2 separate regions of the Mus musculus genome follow, and region 1 is linked to region 2. The links are chromatin loops, found by intact Hi-C in ENCODE. Cell type or tissue: gastrocnemius. All regions are shown on one strand.

Evidence for each region. Hi-C counts contacts between places; a loop is a spot of excess contacts. Peaks named below come from ENCODE experiments on the same cell type or tissue, not always from the same donor. Only the 100,000 strongest peaks of a DNase experiment are listed, where the experiment ranks them.
Region 1: it touches region 2 in a loop (2.5-fold over the local background); 11 of 42 quality-filtered maps call a loop at or near these places.

The regions. Positions count from the first base shown.
Region 1 is chr2:73,997,778-74,000,277 of GRCm38, forward strand. No RefSeq gene overlaps it. Among named protein-coding and RNA genes, the nearest start is that of Gm31472, 21 kb to the left of the region's middle. In gastrocnemius, a CTCF peak has its summit at 986; a DNase peak (open chromatin) is centred at 956.
Region 2 is chr2:73,583,449-73,585,948 of GRCm38, forward strand. It overlaps Chrna1os (cholinergic receptor, nicotinic, alpha polypeptide 1 (muscle), opposite strand), which reads left to right and starts at 1,412. Exons shown (of 2, transcript NR_153820.1): 1 at 1,412-1,559. In gastrocnemius, a CTCF peak has its summit at 1,301 (motif pointing right); DNase peaks (open chromatin) are centred at 1,316, 1,950 and 2,291; H3K4me3 peaks cover 1,259 bases; H3K27ac peaks cover 1,085 bases.

The sequences.
Region 1 (2,500 bases), 410 kb after region 2:
GGTCACTATGCTGGAGTTACAAGTCCTATCAGTGGCCCTTGCTGGAACCCTGAGAGGGTAGGTGGGTGGCTACCATTCACACTCTTATCTCAGACAGGAATTTAGGAAATCAATGTACGTTTAAGGAAAGCCCTAGAATGAACCTCTAAATGAATTCTTCATTCTTCAACTATCAACCCTCAAAAATACAAATGGACAACTTTCCGCTTACATCACCAGTGCGGTCAGCATCAGGAGATGTGGGTGGTTTGCTCCTGTGGCCTGGAGCTGAGGGTGACAGCCTAGAGGAAAGCCAGGTGAGAAGGAAAGTCAAGATCTAGTTTCTTCTTCTTCTTCTTCTTCTTCTTCTTCTTCTTCTTCTTCTTCTTCTTCTTCTTCTTCTTCTTCTTCTTCTTCTTCTTCTTCTTTCTTCTTCTTCTTCTTCTTCCACAAATCAAAAAAGAGATTGTTTCAAAGTGTAACAGGGAAGGTTGCATTCAGCCTGAAGAGACTGAGACTTCTGTATGGGGTTTCTTTCAGCCAACTTCTGGGACAGGTTATGTGAATCACCCGGATGCTTATCAACGCACCTTAAAAGTAAAGTAATGGTACTGTATACAGAAACAGTTTGGGAATTATAACTAGTTATTCTCATCATCTCGTGCCTGAGTGTCATCAGTATGATTAAAGTAATTGATTTTTCCCTTGTCATTGCATCTTCTTATCCATCACCAGTAACCTATAATCTTTATTTGTTGCTATAAACAGAGGGAGTCTTGACTTCAGAAAACCAATGCCCTTCCCTTTGGTTTAACTTCAGAGCTGATTTTGGCCCATGATGAATTGCTGAATGGTTGATTTCTTCACACTCCTTTTTGCTAACCTTTCTTGACAGCTCCTGGATTGCTCTACCTAGTAATTTGCTCTGTAATAATCGCTACTGTGAGATGTTTCCTTGTTCTCCTTTTCTTTACAAGGATTCTTAACACCCTCTGTAGGTGAGAATATGCAATTACAGATACAAAGTGTTCCCCAGGGAATGGCCTTTCAGCCGCCACCAGGATTTTTCTAATGCAACTGTTAAATGTAATGAAAACAAAGAATCTGATTCTCCAAACATCCAGTTCAAATAAAAATTTAATTAAAAGTTATGAGCACATTTTATTGATTAACAATTTTGGTAATTAAAGAGTGTGGTTGGCATTTTTTTCTATTTGGATTTGTTCTTCCTTTGAGATCTCTAATTGTTGTATGGCTTTACATTTATTGATAACTCTGTTTGATGAATGCAGATGCCACCTTTTACGGCCGTCGTTGACAGAGTAATCATATTGTGAGGAACACCAGGCTTATGTAGTAACAGCTGTTGCAGTTATCCATGCTGACATCCATGGGGGAAACGTGTTTGCTGCTATCATGGGTACATGATAAATGAAAGGTGCAATAAAGCACAAGCTAACATTTTGAATATCCTTACAACTCTTGGAACTTTATTGCGTATTACAGGCACTTTGATCTCTGTCCAGTACTTAAGACTTAATTATCAGACTAATTGCATAGACTATGTTCATTTTCACTGGTAATCCTTTTGTGATTAGCTTCTGTGTTCAATAACTGACTTATCCTTTAATTAAAAGGACTATTAACCTTAAGGCTGTTGCCATGTCTTGGGATTAACCCATCTAGAGTTAATGTTTAATATCATTGTAAAAGCTTTTGCTGAAAGGTATATTATAAAAACGTGGAGAGGGAAACCCATGGAAGGTGTCTTACTTTTTTTGGATGTGGAAAAAAAAAAGGCTCTGCTAAAGGCGAGGATTTAAAAGAAAAACTTCCTTGTAGGTTAAATTTACTTAGGATCTCCCTAGCTGTACAGCCTTGGGATTAACCCTTTGCACTCTGCCCCTCACATACAGGAAAAACATGCTTACTTGGGATAAAGCAGACTTTTCTCCTGATTTTCAAAATCATTCCATGTGCATCTGATTGGGATGCTTGGATGCAAGGGGTCCAGGATAAAGAATCTCTTCTCTTCTCTTCTCTTCTCTTCTCTTCTCTTCTCTTCTCTTCTCTTCTCTTCTCTTCTTTTTTCTTTAGGTCTTGGTAGCTGAAAGGGTCTTGATATGGCTTCCTTTAGAATGGTCCACAGAAGTTTGAAAACAGAAACTATGGCAGTAACTTTACATATGTAGCAAGCTGTGTGTCATAAGGGAAGCTGAAATGAAGTTAGCAGGTAACTGGCATAGCTGTGGAAATGCAGATTGGGGGTGAAGGGGGGGGGGGCAGGACAAGCACCACCGTGCAGAGAGCGTGCCAAACAGCCAGATGCAGCTGCTGGAAGCACTCCGTCTCTTCTCCACGTTGGCATCTGGGTTCTGCAATGAACATTTCCCTCAGTGTGTTCCATGTGCAGAGTGTATCCCTGTCGCTGTACCCCACCGCTGAGGATAGGGAAGAGAGATGGCTCCTCCTCTTCTCTTCTTGCTTCTCATCTCACCTCCCTGAGGTAGGAGCATTGATT
Region 2 (2,500 bases):
ATCACAATGATCCAGTAACAGTGAGTGTGTAGCCAAGAGCAGGAAGAAAAGAGACGTATCCAGTGGCTCTAGATTTTTTTTTTTTTTTAGTATACCATAATTTGCTTAAGCAACTCTTATCTTTGGATACTTGGGCAGCTTTCTTTATATCTCCGTGTGCATTAGCTTGTATAAAAAAATCATGCGGTGAGAATCTTTATACATACAGATCAGCCCACTGGGTTACACTCCCCCCAAGGCAGAAGTGCTTAAGTAACTTCAGTGCATACCAAATAGCCTGAGTCTCTATCTAGAACTTAGGAGGTCTCTGAGGCCCCTTTTATTGGAACTGTTCCTTTGACCCTACCACATTGCACTGTGATGTCAATTCTGCAGTTGATCAACATCTGTCTCTTCTACTGGACTTTACAGTGACAAGAGTCATGCCTGGGTCTCTTTGCTCTTGGTTGTTGCTTCAGCCTGTGGAGGATGGAGAGTCAGTAAGTCGTTGTTGCTGAGGGGTAAGTGGAAGTAAATTATAATTCAAGAGTAGAGTGGCAGGGTGTGGTAGCTCAGCCTGGAATCCCACCACTGCAGAGGCTGAGGCAAGAGGATTACTGGTTCCAGGTCAGCCCAGGCTATTGTCAGACCTGTATCAAAATAATAATAGACTAGGATAGATTGTACTGCTTGCTTTTATTTGAGGCAACAATGAGAATGTGACCCTCATTCTATCAATAACGCCAGTGCCATTCTGGGTCCCTCCAAAGTGTTTATGACTGACTAGTGAATGAATGAAAGAGAACATATCTATAAAAGCTCATCAAACGACATGATACAGAAGCAATCAAAAGCTGAGTTTCACTGAGTTTCATGGTTTGATGAACGGATTACAGTGGATCTGTCACTTCTATCCCCATTCACATATTACAAAGTTTATTCTTTATTAGATTTTTATATTATATTGTTACATAATTTCATGTATGTATACAATGTATTTAGGTTACACCTACTTCCAACCCCCACCCTCAACTCCTCCTGTGCCCATCCTCTTCCCAAATTCACATCCTATTCTTTTAAACAAAATTACAACCCAACCTAATTAGTGCTGCCTATGTCCCACCCGAATTTTAATTTTATTTTAACTGAGACGGGGTCCCTGCCTAGCCTGGAACTAGCTATGCAGACAAGACTGAACTTGAACTCACCTACTTCTGGGATAAAAGTCCTGTGCCACCACATTTGGGGCTCCTAGGAGCCCCCACCCCCACCCCCGCCCCTCAACCCGTGAAACATCCTTGTGCAGTGCTGTGCAGCAGCCCAGCGGCCAGCAGGTGGCAACAGACGGTCATTGAAGTGGTGATCCAGCCGCAGAGCCCTCTCTGAAAGGGCCGCCCCCCCCCCCCCCCCCCGCGGGGCTCTGAAGCCTTTTGCTATCCACAAGCGGAAACACCAAGCAAGCCAGCCTAGGACTCCCCTCAGAAGGGTCTCAGCAAAAGTCCAGCTCAGCTCCTGACATTGTGCGGCATGAAGTCCGGAGGAACTGAACAGTCGGAGAGCTGGCTGCAATGAATTTGACGGTTTGTTTTTTTTTTTTTCCCAAGGCCGACAAATCTTATCCAGGAATCTGCCTTTATCTTGGTCTGTCGGAAATGCTCGGACTTTTAAATTCTATTTTGTTATTGTTTGGAATTTTTGTTGTCAGACAGGGTCTTTCTATATGCTCCAAGCTAATCTGCAATTCCCCGGCCTCATTCCCTGAGTGTTTATATTTACAGGTATGTGCTGTGCTATCAGACTCACCTCCACCCCCAAACACACAGACAAGCTCTGAACCATGCACTTCAAGTTGATAGTTTTGTGATCAAATGGATCACACAGTGCTTCCTATGAGACACAAGCCAGATTCTTCGATTCTTTCGCGGCCTCTGAGTCTTGGAGCTGTGGTTCACAGCAGTAGGCATGGCGGTCCTATCTAGTTACAAGCTCTCCCTTTCTGAGAGCGGAAGAGGACATCATCCCTGAGTCAGGGAGAGAGTCCTGACGTCTCCCTTTTCGCTCTCCTCAGCGGAGTGGTGTTACTGTTGGGATTCAGACCCAGAACAAGAAACTGGGCTGAATATTTAACATACCAAAGTGGACCTGGCTTCCGGGTTCTCCCAGCATCCCTCAGTACCTACCTGGCAAAGCATGCCCTCTACTCTAAACTTCCCAGCCCAGAGGTTGGGCTTCCCCTCCCCCCAGAGGCTCTTCCCTTTATGAATCAGACATTCCGCTCTCCGCCCTTCTCTCTTTTCTCCCTTTCTCTGTGCGAGCTTTCTCTCTTTCTCTTCCTCCCTCCTCCACTCCCCCCACCCCCTCTGTCTCCCTCTCCATGGCGACTTGGCCTCATTTCTTGGAACCAGTGATCTCTCCTGTGTGCAGTTTCCCAATAAACCTGCCTTTATAAATATCGCTAATCTGGCTTGAATTGGCTCATTTCTCCGCCAGAGAAATAATTTATCAGTTACCTGTGATGTGT